2 separate regions of the Homo sapiens genome follow, and region 2 is linked to region 1. Evidence: chromatin loops called from intact Hi-C (ENCODE). Cell type or tissue: dorsolateral prefrontal cortex. All regions are shown on one strand. Each heading gives the region's core, and the rest is flanking DNA. Links, peaks and the distances in the headings are about the cores only.

Region 1 (9,922 bases), core at 813-8,812:
TGGTGGCATGCGCCTGTAGTCCCAGCTACTCGGGAGGCTGAGGCAGGAGAATCACTTGAACCCAGGAGGCGGAGGTTGCAGTGAACCAAGATTGTACCACTGCACTCCAGCCTGGCAACAGAGAAAGACTCTGTCTCAAAAAAAAAAAAAAAAAAAGGAAATAATAATATATTAATGGACATGCAAAGTCTTTTCTACATAAGGATGTTCATTGCGACATTTATTTATAGAAACCAAAAACTGGAAACAAGTATCCAGCAGTAAGGTACTCAGGAATATAAACTACCCTGTACATCACAAAACTCCAAGGTAACCTAAATATGTCAGGGAGAATATTTAATGGCATGAAAAAATGCTCCTGATGGAGTCTTAAGTAAAAGGTAAGTATATGTACAGTATAAACATATACAGGAGTGGAGAAACACTGGGAAGGTAGACAGAAAAACATTAATATTCCGAGCCATGGGCAGTGGGATTATGGGTGACGTAATTTTTAAATGTTTATCTCTGTTTTATCTACAGTGAAGGTGTATTGCTTTTGTAACCAGGAAAACACGTACATTAACTTTTTTTTTCCAAGGCCAGTGTTACTACTGTGTGTATAATCCTGTAGAGTTTCTGTTGAATGCACTACTGAGCGAGAGGTGGCTCCAGTAGGCTCAATACTGAGCTCAGAATGCCCTTGTGATGGGCCCAGTGACTAGGGAGGGCAGTGGGGAGGCACTGACCTGGCTCTGTGGTGGGAGGACCACCTCATCATAGGGCCCCACGATGGAGCTGGCAAACTTGCTGAAGATGATGGGCTCCTTGGGCACGGGCACGTTCTGTTCTTTGCAGTGGTCCACATAATTCATGCCCACACACACCACCTTATCTGGCCATGTGACTGGAGCCAGGAAGGTTACCTCCGACCATGGTAGGACTGGCAACTGGGCAGCCAAGGCTCTGTAGAGACCAGAGCAGGTGAGAGGGTCTGGCTGGGAACAGGTGGGCAATCCCGGGCAGGCTGGGCAGATCCTGCAGCAGCTACAGGTTTTGCTTTTTGAAATCTATTTCCTAGCTCTATCAACCATCAGAGTCAGTGTGAAAACCACTGACTATTGTCCTTTGCTGTCAGAGCAGGGCTTTTATTTATCCAGTATTGATTTCCTCTCCCCCTTAGGTAACTCATGTCCATGTAAAAGATACAAACTGGAATACATGGAAAGGTCTCCCTTTCCCCTTCTGGTTACCCCGTTCCCCTGGCTCTTCGCAGCTACTCTATGGATATTCTTCTCCCACCCTTTTGTATGTAATGATAGCATACTATTTACATCTTTTAAAAAAACAACTGACTTTGGAGATCTCTGCTTAACAATATGTAACAATACATAGAGAGTGTCCTCTTTATTTCTTGTGGCTGCATATTACTGCTCTATAGAGATATACCCAAGTCCCTAATGAGGGGCATGGAGATTTCCAGTCTTTGCAGAATATGGCAATATGGGAACATACTGTTAATACTGTGAGCTGTGAAACATTTGTATTTTTTTCCATTTTAATAGATGAAAATGACATCTTAAAGTATTTTTAATTTATTGTTCATCAGCTCCTTAGACCAGATTCTATAGGGGTCCAGGCTTCAGGGACACTCTCACCTAATCTAGTCCAAACCCAGGAACCAAGTGTCTTATAGAAAACCTCCTTGCAGTCCTCTCTCCTTGTAGGAGCTGGGAGTCTATATCACTCCCCCAGCTGCATAAGATGCCTTTTAGGACCCCCGGGCCCAGACCCGTCAGTCAGTCCAGGACTTCATTCCCAGAGGAGGCAGTGTGATGAAGTATAGAGTCCTGGTTCCAGCACCACATGTATGGCCTTGAAATTGTTAATCACCTCCCCTAGCTCTCTGTTTTCTCCTCTGAAAACTGAAGATGTTATTATGTAAGATTTCTAAGGATCTTTTAAGAGAACGGGAGAAAAGGAAAGGTGGGGTTACTCTGCTCCCTTGCAAAAGAGCTACCTGCTGGTGCTGTTTCCCAGAGCGGGGAGGGTGCAGGGGGACCAGGGCAGCTGCTTCAGGGCGATGCTGCCCACTTACTTACCTTCTTGCCACTGAGAGGGTGGCCTCTCCCTGCTCTAGGAACTGCGTCATCGTCTTTGGGAGTGTGGGGTCAAAGGCATTGAGGTTGATAACCCCTCCACCATTCCCTGTCTCCAGGCCCAAGTGAGGCCCCACCAGGTGGGGTGCCCGGAACTGCACTAGTCTCATGTCTCTGGAGGGTTGAAAGGGCCACTTCTGAGCCTGCAGCAGAGCTGTGAGTAATCTTCTTCTACCAGACACCAGCATCAGAGCCTGCAGAGAAAAACACAGGATCCAGGAGATGGAGGATCTCAGAGCCATCATCAGCATCCCTGATATTCCTAGGGCTATAGCCCAAGGCCCTTTGCCCCATCAACCGTTCCCTGCATACCACACGGGAAGCGGTCCAGGCTTGTATTTTACCTGCTATACTTCATAAGGTGAAACTTTTGTAGAGGAGCAACTACTACATGCTACGCAGTAAGTCCCAGGGATTCCAGCGTTCCTTCAACCAGTGCTTTCTGAAAGTTCCCACTGTGCTTGGCTCTGCTGTAGGTATTGGGGAAACAATGTAGGTCAAACTCAGCCCTGCCATTCTCCCTGCACAGGTCACAGATGTTAACAACTGACGTAAGATTCAGCTATCAGGACTAATGCTGTGAAGATGGTCAGGGGCTCTACCCTTGTCTAGTTTCTGGAGGAAGTGATGTGAGCTGAGCTGGGCTAAATGAGCAGGACCAGGAATTAGCTGGGTGGCAGCCTAGCATGGGCAAGTGACGCTGGTGAAACTGGCTTCACAGTGGCCATAAGCAATTTTTTAAATGCTATTTTGGTCCTGTTTAAAATGGTTTCCACTGCTCACATGATCAAGCTAGAACCTCTACCAGGCTGTCCTTGTCTTCTAGGAGCAACACCCCCACCTGCCTCCCCAGATAATAATTATTTCATTTCTCCTGATAGAGAACAAGTTGCCTGAGGGAAGAGGCTGCAGACAAACAGCAAGGTCTAGGCCTGACAGCCATCACTTGGTCATCTCCTCCCTGGATCCAGGGCACATGTCTGTCTCTTTCACTGCCCAGCACTGTGCCTGGTGCACAGAAGGCTCTCAGTGACTTTCTGCTAAATGAACAAATAAGTGACAGAAGCAGGGGCTTGACATTTCACTACTTGGGAAAGCTTAATGCTTGTTAACTTCAGGAGACATGGCTGTGCCTTTCCTCCTCAAATCACCTAGAAAGTATCCACAAGGGCCAGACGCAGTGGCTCACACCTGAAATCCCTAGCACTTTGGGAGGTCGAGGTGGGTGGATCACTTGAGGTCAGGAGTTCAAGACCAGCCTGGCCAACATGGTGAAACCCTGTATCCCCTAAAAATGCAAAAAAATTAGCCAGGACTGGTGGCGGGCACCTGTAATCCCAGCTACTAGGGAAGCTGAGACAAGAGAATCACTTGAACACAGGAGGCAGAGGTTGTAGTGAGCCAAGAACATGCCACATCCCTCCAGCCCAGGCAACAGAGCGACTCCAAAAAAAAAAAAAAAAAAAAAAAGAAATTATCCACAGAGCTCAGGTCCTGTTTTGAGTCCAAGGCTCCACTTAAAGACAAACACTATTCTCTTGTTTTGTTCTGAATCCAAGTCTGGCCACTATTCCTTACCACATGGTGCCTTCCCTGAATGGTTCCTTGCTCTTCCAACAAAGGCAGTTTGTATTGTACAGCCTTCTATGCCCAAAAATGTTGAGGCAGCTGAGCCCCAGACTCTTGGTCCTCACTTGGAGATTCAATCTGCCTTGTTCAGTTAAAGACTCATTAGACTTAGGTCACCACTGTTGTGGCCCGCCAGTTTGACTAGAAAACAGAGTTTTGACTTCTCTGCCCTGCTATCTTACACAAGCACCAACTGTGCCACTGTCAAAAGGCTGTTCGAGCCAAAGTGCACACACTCAGACACTCCACATGCTAACATAACAGTAACTGCTGCCGCTGAATGCCAACTATTAAGTGCTCTACCTACAATGTCTGATTTAATTCTTTTTTTTTTTTTTTTTTTTTGAGATGGAGTCTCGCTCTGTCGCCCAGGCTGGAGTGCAGTGGCGCAATCTTGGCTCACTGCAAGCTCTGCCTCCCGGGTTCATGCCATTCTCCTGCCTCAGCCTCCCCAGCAGCTGGGACTACAGGCGCATGCCGCCACGCCCGGCTAATTTTTGTATTTTTAGTAGAGACGGTGTTTCACTGAGTTAGCCAGGATGGTCTCGATCTCCTGACCTTGTGATCCGCCCACCTCGGCCTCCCAAATTGTTGGTATTACAGGAGTGAGCCACGGCGCCCGGCCTGATTTAATTCTTGACGCTTGTGGAAGGTAGGTACTGTTAGTCCCATTTTACAGATGAAACAGTTAAGGCTTAAAGCGGTTAAGGGATTTGCCCAAGGTTACACAGTCTTAAAGCTAGGAGGGGAGGGAGCTGGGATGTGAATCCAAGTCCAGGTGACATTGAAGTCCTTGGTTCAGAAGCCTGTAATGCAAGCAAGAAAATCTAGCTTCAGCCCCATCTTCCTACCAAGGACATTTTAACCCAGAATGTTGTGGTGAGAAGTGGGGACCTTCCATAGGAAATCCTCCAAAGGCCCTAAAGATTGTAGTGAGAAGTAGGGACCTCCCACAGGAGATCCTCCAGAGGCCCTGCAAACAGCCATGCGTGGGGAAACTACAGGCGCTCTCTGGCTATTGCCTCAGGGACGAGGCTGGTTACCAGCTCTCCAAGAGAACTCCAGGCCCCATTGACTGTTCCCTTCCCACATGACACACACATGCAGGTTCATTCCAACCTTACAGCAATCCCCTCAGGTAAAGCGCCCTCACTTTACAGAAGAGGACACTGAGACTCAAAGGGATGACGTCAGGTGCCCAAGGTACTAGTCAGAAAGTGGCCCTGGGGCTTCTGCAACAACCACTATGTCACACAGTCCGAGCTCAATCCAACTCTGCAAGAGTCCATAAGCAAAGGGGCGGCGACGTGAGGTGGAAACAGTAGCCTGAAACGTGGGTGTGCACGTCGGATCCCATCCCACCGTCCACTCGCCTGGAAACCCCCAGTTTCCCCATATGCCCAGCTTCGTCCCCTGCAATTAGTGAGGGCTCACATGGGTCCGCCCCATCCGTGTGGTCGGAAACGGCCGGGAACCTGGTTCTAGTTCTGCCCTCCGCGGGAGACCTGCGCCAGGGACACCCTTCTGGCCTAACCCAGCCAGGCCTGGTCTACCTGGCGGCGGCGGCGGCGGCAGCCGGTCCTCCTGCGCTGAGTTAGGGCTCGCGGGGCGGGAGGTCAAGGGCAGCGGGCGCCTGAGCACTGGCACCAGTCACCGCATCCAGCCGGGGAACTACAGCAGCGGCGAAGTCACTGCCGCTCGGTGCGCACTCCAGCGAGAAGCGGGCGCGTCCTGTGACGTCACAGGCAACCACCCCTAGCAGGGCACCAATCCCGGAGGGCGGGCCCAGTGCGGGGCGGGCGGCGCCGGGGGCTCTTCAGGCTCAGGGCATAGGCAGGCGGCGGCCGCGTTTTCTGGAGACGGTCGCTCTCGGAGGGACCCTGCAATTGCCCGAGACCGAGAGTGGGCGCTGCCTGAAAGTTTGTCCCTGGGCGCTTCGCTGGCCTCATCCGGTCTCGGCCTTGTTCTGGGCCTGGCGCCTTTCCCATTGTTGGGGAAAGTGGTCTAGGAGACCAAGGCAGCGTGCTGGGTGGGAGAGAATGATTTGTGGCTTCTGATTCTGACATATGTCGTTAAGGAGGGGAGGGATGAGTGACCCTGTTTTACTTATGGAGAACCTGGGGCCAGAGCTGTTTTCCCAGGGTGACACAGGCGGTGAGTAGTGGAGCTGGCATTCCTGACCCCAAAGCTCAGCGTTTCCCAGCCACTCTCCGCAGCCAGGCCTTCACCTGCACTGCTGGGCGCAGGTGGGGAAGTGGGGAAACGGTGCTCCATCCCCTGCAGAGGGCAGGCGTGCGGGGAGCGGTGGCTGAACTCCACAGACAGCTACTGCTCAGCTCTTCAGCTGCCGGCTTTGAAGAGTGTGAGGGGCTCTGGGCAAGAGGCCCCCACATTACTCAAGGACCAGATCATCAAGAGCTTTACTTGTCCCACAAAGGAGTCTGGACCTCGTTTAAGTGCACAGGAGACCGCTGGAAGGTCCTCAGTGGCGTGCCATGGCCCGACTTCTATTTGAGAAGTTTTTCTCTGGCCACCCGTCTAAGGAAAGGTATCTGGGTGGGTGGTGCGGGTGAGAACAATGGTGGTGCGGTGCTTGGCGGAGAAGGTGAGTGTCCAGAGATGTTCAGGAAGAAGAACTGACAGCTCTGGATGACAGGAGGTGGAAGTGAGAAGGAAGCAGGTACAAGGCCGGCTCCTGGGTCTCTAGCCCGGTAGGTGCAGGGCCGTTCATGGAGACAGGGCTTCTGGAGGAGCAGCGGGTCTGGGGAGATGATAGTGAGCTCCAATTTGCATGGGACATCCAAAGGGCATTGAACGGTGGGCAGTTGGAGACGTGGGTCTGGAGCTTGGGACTTCAGCCTAGCTTGCAGAAAGTCACCACTGATATAGAAATGGAACCTATGGCCGGGTGCGGTGGCTCACACCTGTAATCCCAGCACTTTGGGAGGCCAAGGTGGGCGAATCAGATCAGGAGATCGAGACCATCCCGGCCAACATTATGAAACGCCGTCTCCACTAAATATACAAAAAATTAGCCGGGCGTGTTGGCGGGCGCCTGTAGTCCCAGCTATTCGGGAGGCTGAGGCAGGAGAATGGCCTGAACCCGGGAGGCAGAGCTTGCAGTGAGCCCAGATCACACCACTGGGGAACAGAGCGAGACTCTGTCTCAAAAAAAAAAAAAAAAAAAAAAAGAAATGGAGCCTATGGGGGTGGCTGTGATCAGGGGGATGTGCTGAGGAGAACCTGGCGTAAGTGTTTCATTAAGCCATAGCTCCCAAAGACTTTCTGAAAAGCTAAGTTACAGCCTGAAAGAAAAGATCTTCAGAGGCTATATTTGATAAAAGACTTGTATCCAGAATATAGAAAGAGCACTTAAAATCAATAGATAAAATCAAACAATTCAATTTTTTAAATGGACAAAATATTTAAACAGACACTTCACCAAAGAAGATATACAGATAGAAAATTGAAAGACATGAAAAGATGCTCAACATCATTAATAATTAAGGATATGCAAATTACAAGCACAGTGTGACACCGTCTCACACCTACTAGAATGGACAAAGAAGACTGATTATACCAAGTATTCGAAAGAATGTGGAGGACCTGGGATTCTTGTACACTGCTTATGGGATTATAAAATAGTATCACTACAATTGAAAATCATTTGGCAGTGTATGAAGAGAGTTAAACATACTCCTACCATATGACCTAGCCATTTCAATCCTAACTATTGACAGTATTGAGTTGCACCTTAGCCCTTTGCTCCTAGAAATAGTGAAGATTAAGGAATCCCTCCACTCCTTTGTTCCAGAAAACACCCTACTGGAAAGAACCAGTGACTTTCCATATAGCTTGGATAAGAATCCTGAATGTCCCCTCATGACCAGACCATACACAGACCCTCTAAATTCCCATTCTTGGCATCATAAATGATTAGCTGGACTGCTTGTTCCCACAGATCAATAAGAACAAAATGCCTGTAACCAAACCTTGGTTCAGATTCTCTCCTTCTCCAAGCCCCTGAGCTTTGGCCCACCCGCAGCTTGTGCCAACCCACCGCCCTCCTGAGGGTCCCTCCTGAGAACAGGCTATCTGCATGGTAAGACCTGCTCGATCATGACACTCTTGCTCAGCTCACTTTCCCATAACAGTTCTTTCTAGCCACGTTTACGCCTCCCTATACAAGGTCAGCCCTTTGCCTAACCTCTGAGACACTTGAGGATCACATCGTCAGACTGTCTCCTTATTGTAATAGTCCCCCCCCCAACCCCCACAACAATCCTTTTGAATAAATTCTCTTTTTATGGAATCCAGATTTATATTTTTGTTTGATAGTAATTACATGAGAAATAAGAAAAATATGCTCATGCAAAGATGTATTCAGAAGTGTTCACAGCAGGCTTTTTGTAAAATCCCCAAACTGGAAACCACCCAATTTTCCATTAACAGGTGAATGTGTAAACACTCTGTGTTTAGCCACACTAGGGAATACTACTTAGCAAGAAAAAGGGATGAATTGTTGATACAACATGGATATATATCAAGATAATTATTTGGAGTGAAAAAGGGTAGATTAAAAATGAGTACATATTGGATGATTTCATTTATATGGAGTATCCTTGGGGGATATCTTCAAAGACCCCTGGCGGATGCCTGAAACTGCAGATAGTACCAAACCCTACATCTGCCACATCTTTTCCTATACATTGATGCCAGTGAACAAATTTAATCCAGATGAAGTTAATCTGGTGCTACACGGTTGCTGTCAATCAGAATACGTTTCTGTTGACATCTTCCACTCACAAATCTAATGCTTTTTCTACCCTAAGCGCTTCTCACACACTGTAGCCATAAGTTTTGCACTTTGAGGTGTGACAGTAAAACTGGCACAAATTTCTTTTCCCTTCTTCACAATTTCATGGATAGAAGATTCATTCTTTCTGTAGATCTTAGCAACCTCATTATGTGATTTTTTTTTCCTGGAAGCTTGAGAGGGGCACATGTTAGCAAGAAGGAGCACAGCATCCCTGCCAGGTTATCTGTCCTACGTGTACCCTGGGCTAGACACACCCTCCTCTGGCTTGCTGTGGTCTGGCCTCACCCTGCGATGCAGGGGCTCCATCCACAGCCCTCTGTCCAGGAGCACCCAGGCTGTGCTTACATTTTTTCAGGGATAGGGAGCTCACTGCTGTGTGGGCAGCTGGGCCCAGTATTTTATGGGGAGGGGGAGAATGGAAGGCAACACTGTCTTCAAGTGTCATCACTGTCCTGGGCGCATGGAGCAGCCCAGGTAACAACGTGCCCTCGGTATTCCCTAATGCTGGGTAGTCCTTCCTGTCAGAATGTGCTTCCCATGATAACCTGAAGCCTGTGACTCCTAGCTGGTAGAAATGTCTTCAGCTTGCCCCTGGAGCTGTGCAGAACACATCTTGTCTTGCATTTTCTAATATGTTTGAATAAAACCAGCATGTCATTCCTCTGCCACCTCTCCCCTAGTTCCCTCACCTTTCTTAGACCTCACATCATTCTGATAATCTCCTTGGGGTAGATTCAATCACCGTTGGTCATCATCAGCTGTGCCTCCTCCTGCTGGAGCATGGGGTGTTCACATCTAGCTGAACTAAGGCCTGGCCATCAGACTTGTTTTGGCCGATGCTATGTGGGTAGGAGCATCATAGACCCCTTACAAGGCTTCTGTAAAAGCCGGCCTGTGTTTGCCATGTCTCTTTTCCCTCTGCTACTAGATAGAATGCTCTAAATAAAAACCACTCTGTCAGCTTGTGTTCCAGAGTAAAAACGCCATAGATGGAGCCACAGCCAACTCACATTGGATGTGGAATATGAGGGAGATGACACTGAGATTTGGGAGTCTTTTGTTATTGCAGCAAAACTCAGCCCATCCTGACTGATATGACTCATTTGCCAAAGTCTCTTAGAAAGTGGGATATCTCACCTTAAGAGGATGTGAATGGTCTGGAGTAGGATAGCATGCCCAATTCCTTGTCCAGAGATTATGGAAACATTTATGAATTCAGCATCTCTTACAGAAGCACATCATAATTACCTTGAGTGCAACCCATTCCTTATGTACATGAACAGCTGGCAGAAAATGACTTCCTCATTCTTCATCTAAGCAAAAGAGCATCTACACC
Region 2 (9,922 bases), core at 1,260-9,259, 83 kb before region 1:
TGGGATTAAAGGCATGAGGCACTATGTCTGGCCTTGAAAGGAATTTTTATTCAGTCTTTTCCAGATGTTTTTGCTTTTTTCTGGTGCTAGTCCTAAGAAAATTAAGAAGTCCTAAGAAAACTCTTCCCAACATGTAAAACATGCATTCGTTGGTTATTATGGCAATATTCCCTGCATGAGTAATTTTGGTGGTTAGCTTCTGTCTCATCATTTCTAGAAAAAATTTTATTTCTGTCATAACCCCTAATGCTTAGTAAAAAGGCTCTTTCTTTGTATGTTGGTCTTCTTCTTGCAAATTAGACACCCAGTATCAGCTAGTATTTCATTGTTGAGGACCAGCCCTGTACTGTAGAACTCTGGTTTCAGGGCCGCTACTTGCCATGGTAGCTCATGGCTGTGCTCTTTCTTTCTTCCTTGTTCCACTTCACAACATCTCACACAGGACAAAAACAGAGCAGATATGTTTAGATCCTCTGATGTTAATTGAGGCCACTTTGCTTTTTGAGAAATACAAAATTTGGCCCCAAAACATCCATCCAGATTGTATACAGAGTCTATAGTGACCTCTCCAATATGACCTCCTGCTTTAACAGAATCAGTTCAGGTTCTGGATATTTTTACCAAACTCAAGTTAGCTGCAACTGCTCGAGTTTTCATCAATTCAGATACAAAACCATTTACTTTCTTTGATTTAAACAATAAGAATCACAAAACTAGATCTTACATACAAAGTACACCTCACTAAATTGGGGGATTGGTAAATAAATTAAATTAAAAGTGGTTATTATCTATTGCCATTTATATATTTCCTTGTAATCATTTCCAATCTTGGTACCCATCCCTCATCAGATGGTGCCTGGCGCTCCTCTGTGCAAATGTCCTCTCTTCTCTTTCCACAAAGGCAAAATGCTGTTTTCTATATTTAGGAATACTATCAACTTGTTGTTACTGTTGCCATTACTTCATAGTCACCTACTCATATGTACAGTTTCTAAACTAAAATATGGCAAGAAACTTGTCAATGAAGACAATTCCATGTAAAATTTTAGGCGTGTTTCTTTTTCTGCAGAGTAATTGACTGATTCTCAAATTTTACGGGGCTAGTTTAGGCACAGCTCTTCCCTCTGAGATCTTCATTTTCTGAGAAACTAACTCTGAATCTGTGTCCTGATGAGGATCTGCCGTCACACATACCACAAAGTGCCACCCGTGTCAATCATGAAAGTCCGCACTCAAACTGACACCCAAAATTGATATCACAGCAGAGAAACAAGGACATAGAGCACAACTGAGAGGAAGAGCTGTCTCAGCCATGCAGCCAAATGCTTAGGACCAAATAAGGAATCCACACCTCACACGCTCTGGGTTGGAGAAGATGGGACCGCATTAGACAAGTTGGTTTTTCGTTTGTTTGTTTGTTTGTTTGTTTGTTTGTGAGATGGACTCTTGCCCTGTTCCCCAGGCTGGAGTGCCCTGGCACCATCTCGGCTCACTGCAACCTCCGCCACCTCTGTTCAAGCAATTCTCCTGCCTTAGCCTCCCAATTGGCTGAGATTACAGGCATCCACCAACACGCCCGGCTAATTTTTTATTTTTATTTCTAGTAGAGACGGGGTTTCACCAGTTGGCCAGGCTGGTCTTGAACTGATGACCTCAGGTGATCCGCCGCTCTCAGCCTTTCAATGTGCTGGGATTACAGGCGTGAGCCACCGCACCTGGCCTAGATAAGTACTTTTGAGGGATAAGATGGAAATATCTGAAATGTTTGGCTAGAGATGTTCTTTATATTGTTTTTCCTTCCATCTCTCTGCCTGTTACTTGTATCCTAGACTAACAACCAAGGCTCCTTTCGATGGAAATTATTCTACTCTCTTAGCTGTTGCCTCTTTCTGCCTATAGAACATCTTGCACACCACTACCTGACCAGATTTTATAACTCAGCATTCAAGTGAAGCTCCTATCATAGTCCAAACTCTTCCTTATGGTATCCTTGCTTTTCAGTACTAATCTGAGATACTCCTGCTGCTTTTCTTCAGAACAAATAGCTCTTTCAATAAAGCTAATGTCAGGAAACTTGCCATGCAAATAAACACAACATATAAATTGAAACATAATCTATTTTATTTTTTACAATAACAAACCTCTTAAGTGCATTTATGTCCTTAATGAAAGAGTTGTTTGCTTTTCCAAGTTCTGCATTTTCTTTTCTAAATTGTTCCCATTTTCCTTATACTTTCTACAATATTCTCATGATGCTTCATTGTTTCTTTTCGGGCCAGCCTCTCTCTCTTCTCCACTGCCTTTTGAAAAGCTGAGCAGTTGGACCTTGGAAAGATGCCCTACCAGCTCCAGGCACAATGCTGATAGAGGATGCCAATCTGGGATGATGGCACATTTTCTGTGACAGCTAGTACGACAACCTGGTTACTGGCTGCTAGCATTCTCTGCCCATCAGTGGTCTCTAGATAGTGCACTGTGTACGTCACCAGCAATAGAGTGGCTCCTCTAGTCCATTATCTTTTCTGCAGTCCCTGTGCACCAAGAGTATCATTACTAGTTAGTTCTAAAGCTCCTCACTGAGTAATGGCAGTGTGCTGCCCACTGATAGTTTGGTAAGCTGGAGCTTGTACCATCACTGCAACAACAGCAGATGACACTGCTTTCTCATCTTCATACTTTTCTCTAATTCCTGGCTTTCCAGGTGCATGGAAGGATACACTACTCAATATTATCCTGTTGGAAATGCTCTTGGACAGTATCTGTCTTACCTGTTAAGAATCAGATATCCATGAGCTGTATTCTGAGAATCTTTACCCTTTATACTTATGAAGATGTGAGTTGCAGAAAAACACTTCTTAAATCTTTGGTAGAATTCTTCTGGACCACTCTCGATATAAGAAGCTTTCCTGAATGACTCCAGCTCTGTGGAAACCATGTCGATCCTCCATGCACGATGCTACAAAAAAAATCACAGAAATTTGTCTTGATCATCCTTTTTGATTCGTACAGGCTTCTTCCTTCCTATTAAAGTGATTGTTTTATTAATAGGATTAGGGTAATGTAGTGTTCTCTGTGCATGTTTCCCGAATATGTTTGGAAATAAACTACAGGTGAGGGAAGAGACTCACAAGGGAATTCCAGGTGGCTGGGATTAAAGAATGGGTGAGTGAATAAATGATCTGTTTCCAAGATTGGATTAAAAGAAAAAATTGCCACTGATCTCTTTTCCACATTGTGATTATATTGCCCTCTTCTCTCAGTTGTCTCTAGATTTTCTGCCTATCTCCCAGATTATTCTGCCTATCTCCCAGAAAATTCAGAAAGAAAGATATTTTCTTTCTGAAATTTTCAAGTAATAAAATAATGAATTTAAGCTCCCCCTATAAAATAAGGTCATGTGTGTTCCTAAAAGTTAGAAAGGTTAGAAGTATAAAATTCCAGTATGTATTAGGTGACTGTCCTCAGCCATTTTAAGGAAACCTCAGAAGAATAACAAGGATAGAAAATTAAATCCTAAAATACTATAAAAATGTGAGATAAATGTAAAAACATTCTGTTAATTCAAATTTTTAAAAATGCCATTTATTTGGACTATGCCCCAACAGACCAAATCAAAATGCAGCTATTCTTGCTAAAGTTCTGCATCCCTGAGTTTTTAATTACATTGTTTACCTGACTTAGTAAAAAATCAGGACGGATGCATAATAGCCAAATGCTAAAACAGGCCAGCTTTAGCCAGCATGATAAGGAAGTCCTCCATTCTTTCATCTATGCAAGAAGAGTAACCTGATGTTAACCATTTCGTTTGTTGTATTATTTTGTTTCTTTGTTCCTGTTCAAGAAACCTTACAAAAACTGGCTCTTGTCCCATATCCAGCACAGAAACTCTCTATTTTTGGATGAGATATTTCCTGATTTTTGAATCACAGTTAGAAGCCAATTTGATCATTTAGCTAAATTTGCAAAAATTTTGTCTTTTCATATCTTCAAATATACAATGAGAAAACCCAAAGAGATATGAGAAAATCTGGCCAAAATCACACACACACACACACACACACACACACACACACACACATCAGGAGTTAAACTGAGAACAGAAATAACATTTTCTGATTTGAAGGCAGTCGAATTTTTATTGTCTAATAACAGTAAATTTATTTTACATAATCTTGAATTTTTGGTTACTAGCAATGAGTCAAAGGGAAGCTCACGGGAGGACACCTGGGTAGACATTCCTCTCTGAGTCTGCAGCATCATCAGCTGTAGTTAGTTGAAATGATAAATTAAATTATGCCGGCTAAATTGAGAACACAAGACAAGAACTCTATGTATGCTACTATTATGCATTTGCTTTATTTTGCCACAAATAATTTTCCTTTCTTTTCTTTTCTTTTGAGACAGAGTCGTACTCTGGCACCCAGGGTGAAGTGCAGTGGCATAATCTCAGCTCACTGCAGCCTGCACCTTCGGGGTTCAAGCAAGTCTCCAGCCCCGTGTCTGAAGTAGCTGGGATTACAGATGCCCACCACGTCTGGCTAATTTTCGTAATTTTGGTAGAGACAGGGTTTCACTATGTTGGCCAGGCTTGTCTTGAACTCCTGACCTCAAGTTATCTGCCCGCCTCAGCCTCCCAACATGTAATTTTCTTTTTTTAACTATATGGTTAACACATGTTAGTTCCTTCCTGGGCTCATATTCCTTGATGTGATCTTTATGCTATGGCTTTCCCAGAATTTCATCATAGACTGTGATCTCTTCTCATTTTGTATACTCTTCCTTAAATTTCATATCACTTCTCTGGTTTGAACTACACACATACTATGTTTCCACATCAGTTTTTAATTTTATTTCTATGAAGAATTTTACTTCTGCCCCCCAAAATGTGACAAGGCAAATGGATCAATAACCTCTTCAGGAGGTGAGAAGGAATCTTAGGTTTCTGATATAACTGGCAAAGTTCCCAGTGTCTTACCTTAATTTTATTTCTGAATTTTAGGAATGTCCCAGGCGAGAATAATTATAATAGAAGTTATCAAAACAGAAGAATGTAATTAATTTTTGGTTTAATGGCTGAGAAAATTTACCAACCTATATCTTAAATGTCCTTAGTGGCTAATACCACTTGTATGTACAAGTAAATCTAAGCTAAATAAGATTAGCTACAAAATTTTCTTTGAATAAATGACAAACAAAATTGGTAACAAGGTAATATTGAGAGTGTAATGGCTGCTGCTTATGGAAATTTTAGTGTCAATAGAGAACGCTCAGGAACTTTACATGGAAGCAGAAAGGAAAATTGGGTTGAAAGCCCAGAAAGTAAAATTCCACAATGTGAGATCACTTGGAGAGACACAAATTTCAGAAGGTAATAGACTTCTCCTGTTACCTAGTAAAGTGCTACAAAAAATGTGTGGGAGGAGAAGAGAGAAAGTTAACTAAGCAGTCTAGGTAGTACAGACAGAAAGAATAAGGAAGCATTGCTGATAAGTATTTTCATAATTTGGATAATCACCTTGATTTAGCCATCAATTTAAGAGATTAAAAGACACATAAGATCCTTCTTGCCATATGATCCTTAGTTAGCCAGTTGCTGAATGGGGAAACATCGGGCACCTAGACAGTGGTAAAAAGCAGGGTTTACTTATTCCTGAATACTCATTCCCGGTTCGAACTAAAAGCAACTCTTTAGTAAAGGATCACCTGATTTTCATTGAACACAAGCTCTGGGTATTTCTTCTGCTCTGTCTGTCATTGAATTTTTTTTTTCTTCTAAATCAAAGAAAAAAAAAAGAAAAAGAAAAGGCCAGACCCAGTGGCACATGCCTCTAATCCCAATGCTTTGGGCGATTGAGGTAGGAAGGTTATTAGAGTTCACAACTTCGAGACCACCATGGGCAACACAGCAAGACCTTGTCTCTGGCAAAATAAATAAATAAATAAATAAATAAATAGATAAAAATAAATAAAATAAAATAAAGGAAATAAAAATAAACATTTAATGTGTATTCAGCATTTCCAGATACATCTGGCAGCTCAGTGTGCTGCATGCCTTAGCTTGAAGGAAGAGGATGGGAACAGAAGTATTGTAGAAAGCACCATGTCATTTCCTTACATTCAGGTCCTCTTGCTCAGGATGTTTTTTCAGTTTTCTCGCTGAACAGCAGATGGCAACAAATTTCACTTTCTTGCAAATAAAGATGAAATCCAGTTGTTGAAAGTAACAGTCGTTTTTTTGATTACCTCCTCTTTTTAGATAAGTAGATGAAAAAATATAGCCCCCATTTACTTAAAATTGGGATCTTTATTAGAGTAAATTAGCCTGTGCCCTAACTGATCCCATGAGAGGTTTTCGCTGATACTGGGTATCTGTGAGAAATGTACCCTCAGGTTTATGAGACTGAATAAATTACAGATGATACAAATTCTTTACATATTAGTCATAATTGATCTCTTGTTTATAATCCAAGATATTTTCTTTCCTCTTTTTGTTTTAACATAGGTTTCTCAATTTATTATAAAAATATGCACTCTCTATCATCTGTATTCCTCTTTATAATGTAAGTGTGTTTTGTATATTTCTACAGTAAATGAGATGGAAATCATTTTATTCTTAGTGAGTAGCTTAATATGTATGTCAATTTAATTCCTGACAGTCTCCATCATTGTAAGTCCTTTTTTATATTTTCTTATCACTAAGAATCTTCGTATTTTCCTGGTACATGTTGGCCATCCTCAGAAAATTTCAAAATCAACCTTATAGAATAAAAATAAGATACAATTGTTTCAAATATATAAATAATGAAAGTTCATTAGCATGTGAATCTTGACACTAATCTTCTTATGTTTTTTGACATTATCCTTTAATATTTTCTATCATATTATGCTACCCATATTTTGGGAAATTTTCCTAATTCTATTACAGAAAAATATTTGTTTATATTAATTCTTTTATTCTTATGTAAGGAGAATATTAAGAACTTCATATATCCAGAGCACAACAATCCAGGTCTGGAACAAAGCCGGCATTTTTGTAAACATATATTCACATATAATTTTTTTTTTTTTGAGACGAGGTCTCATTCTGTCACCCAGGCTGGAGTGCTGTGGTGCAATCTTAGCTTATTGTAGCCTTAAACTCCTGGACCGACGTGGTCCTCCCACCTCAGCCTTGTGAGTAGCTAAGATTACAGGTGTGAGCCACCACGTATGTCTTATATATACATATATATTTTGTAGAGATGGGGTGTTACTATATTGCCTAGGCTGGTCTCAAACCTCAAGCAATCTTCCTGCCACGACTTTCCAAAGTGCTGGGATCACAGGCATGAGCTACCATGCCAAGCCATAAAAAACTTTAAATTGTGTTTTCGTGTAAACAGTTGAAATGCGGTGATGAAGGGTGCTATTAAGGTTATGAAAAAAATGGCTTTGAGCCTAAATATAAAAGATTACATAAACTCCATTTTATTGACAAGATGAGATGCAAAGTCATCTCCTGAGAAAGAGAAGGAGGATTGGGCTTGTTGTTACAGTAAAGTTATAGATTATTCAGTGATGAGATGGAGTGAAAGTGGTAAATTATGTGGTAAATATTATTTTTATTAATAATATTTTAATATTACAGCAGATATTTATTTTTTATTGTGTTAGGTATTATAATAAACTCTTTAGTGGCACTGAGAAATGACAACATGCTAGCAGCCCTCGCTCGCCCTGGGTGCCTCCTCAGCCTCGGTGTCTACTCTGGCCGCGCTCCAGGAGCCCTTCAGCCCGCCGCTGCGCTATGAGGGACCCCTCTGGTGCTGGCCTAGGCCAGAGCTGGCTACCTCTGCTGAAGGGGAAGTGTGAAGAGAGACGCGCCAGCAGGAGCCTGGGCCGCGCCCATCTCTTGCGGACTAGCGAGGGTTCGGCAAGTCCCGCACTCAGCGCAGCCCGTCGGAGCCTGCTGGGCTTGATAGGAGGCTGAATCCCGTGAATAGACCCCCGTTCCCTCTTCGCGGGATCGTTGGCCACGATAGTAGGTCTCCGTCTCTTTCTCGCTCCCCCTCTTTTCCTCTGGATTGTCTGGGACGAGCTCCCTCTGGGATGCCAGAGTGCCCGGGCTAGGTGCCACAAAGTCCAGCGGCAAGTGCCAGTGAGAGGTGAAGCCAGCTGGGCTTCTGGGATGGGTGGGGACTTGGAGAACTTTTCTGTCTAAAGGATTGTAAACACACCAGTCAGCACTCTGTGTCTAGCTAAAGGTTTGTAAACACACCAATCAGGGCTCTGTGTCTAGCTAATCAGATGCGGACATGGAGAACTTTTCTGTCTAGCTAAAGGATTGTAAAAGCACCAATCAGCACTCTGTCAAAATGGACCAATCAGCGCTCTGTAAAATGGACCAATCAGCAGGATGTGGGTGTGGCCAGAGAAGGAATAAAAGCAGGGCACCTGCGCCAGCAGGCGCAACCTGCTAGGGTCCGTTACCACACTGTGGAGGCTTTGTTCTTTTTGTTATTTAAAATAAATCTTGCTGCTGTTCACTGTTTGGGTCCACCCCGTGTTTATGAGCTATAACACTCACCTCAAGGTCTGCAGCTTCACTCCTGAAGTCGGTGAGACCACGAACCCACCAGAAGGAAGAAGCTCCGTACACATTTGAACATCTGAAGGAACAAACTCTTGACACACTATCTTTAAGAACTGTAACACTCACCGCCATGGGCCGTGGCTTCGTTCTTGAAGTCAGTGAGACCGAGAACCCACCAATTCTGGATACAGCATGATGTGACCTGACTCTCAACCAGTGGTCGTTGGAATGTTGGTCTATTACCCACATTTCATTGGAGACGGCAACACACTGCAAAATGAAGAGTACAGATGTGGGAGACTAGTTGCCTTAGTTCAGATCTGTTAAATTTCCCACAGTTCAGTTTTTTATTGTAAATATTGGACTATAGAGGTTTTTATATTTGAAGCATTTAAAACACATGCGTACCACATGATAAGTTCTCAATAAATGTAAGCTTTGTAAGCTCTCATCACTAGGCTTGATAATTAACAACACTTTGGCAAAGTGAGTCTAGCTCAATGCAGGGCAGGTGAGCCTCAAAATGGGGCTTAACCTTTGAGAGTCCTTGACTTTGCCCAGGAAAGGATTCAAGGGCAAGCCAAAGGTAGAGGTAAACAGCTTTATTGAAGCAGTAGCGTTTCAGCTCTGGTGATGTTACAGCTTTGTGGCTGCTCCCACAGAGCAGGGCTACTCCATGGGCAGAGATTAGCAGCTCACAGCAGTTTTGCAGTCATGGTTACACCTACTTTTAATAGCATGTAGACTAAGGGGTTTATGCAGAAATTTCTAGAGAAAGGGTAATTTGGGATGTCAAGTCATTGCCATGGAATGGGTGATAACTCCTGGGTGTTGCCATGGCAATGGTAACCTGCTCTGGCGCACTGGTGGGCGTGTCTTTTGGAAAGTTGCTTCTGCCTGGTCCCTGTTTTAGCTAATCCTCAATTTGGTTTGGTGTCTGAGCCCTACCTCGAAAGTCAAGTTTAGCCTCCTACCTTGAGGAGACTTGTTCAAGACCCCACAGCAACACTCATTCCCCGGTATGGAAGACAGTGATGTTGACCAAGCTTTAGGTTTTGTTTTTTTTCTGTTAACAAGCATTTGTTAATTTCCACAGTATACTGAAGAAGTACGTTTGATAGTGGAAACACACTAGTGAATGTGTAATTAACTGTGGCAGAACAATTATTAAAACAAAAACCAAGGGGATATTGTATGATGGTGAAATGAGAATAGAAAGAAGGGAGTATATATCTACATTTTGTTCTTCTATTCTCCCATCTCTTCTCTTATGGCCTGGGGGATGACCTCAAATTAAATTAAAATGAAACAAACTGCCAGGCATGGTGGCCAGCTTCTATATTCCTGACT

Evidence for each region. Hi-C counts contacts between places; a loop is a spot of excess contacts. Peaks named below come from ENCODE experiments on the same cell type or tissue, not always from the same donor. Only the 100,000 strongest peaks of a DNase experiment are listed, where the experiment ranks them.
Region 2: a loop joins it to region 1, with 3 times the contacts of the local background. A loop is called at or near these places in 2 of 110 quality-filtered maps.

Annotation. Positions count from the first base shown.
Region 1 is chr2:97,089,381-97,099,302 of GRCh38, forward strand. It overlaps FAHD2B (fumarylacetoacetate hydrolase domain containing 2B), which reads right to left and starts at 5,502. Exons shown (of 9, transcript NM_001320848.2): 1 at 5,321-5,502; 2 at 2,483-2,608; 3 at 2,082-2,332; 4 at 729-945. The coding sequence starts at 2,326. In dorsolateral prefrontal cortex, for the core only: no CTCF peak of the experiment used is centred there; DNase peaks (open chromatin) are centred at 4,374 and 5,521; H3K4me3 peaks cover 1,859 bases; H3K27ac peaks cover 1,654 bases.
Region 2 is chr2:97,006,229-97,016,150 of GRCh38, forward strand. It overlaps the pseudogene LOC100421288. Among named protein-coding and RNA genes, the nearest start is that of FAM178B, 25 kb to the left of the region's middle. In dorsolateral prefrontal cortex, for the core only: a CTCF peak has its summit at 6,161 (motif pointing right); a DNase peak (open chromatin) is centred at 2,361; H3K27ac peaks cover 489 bases.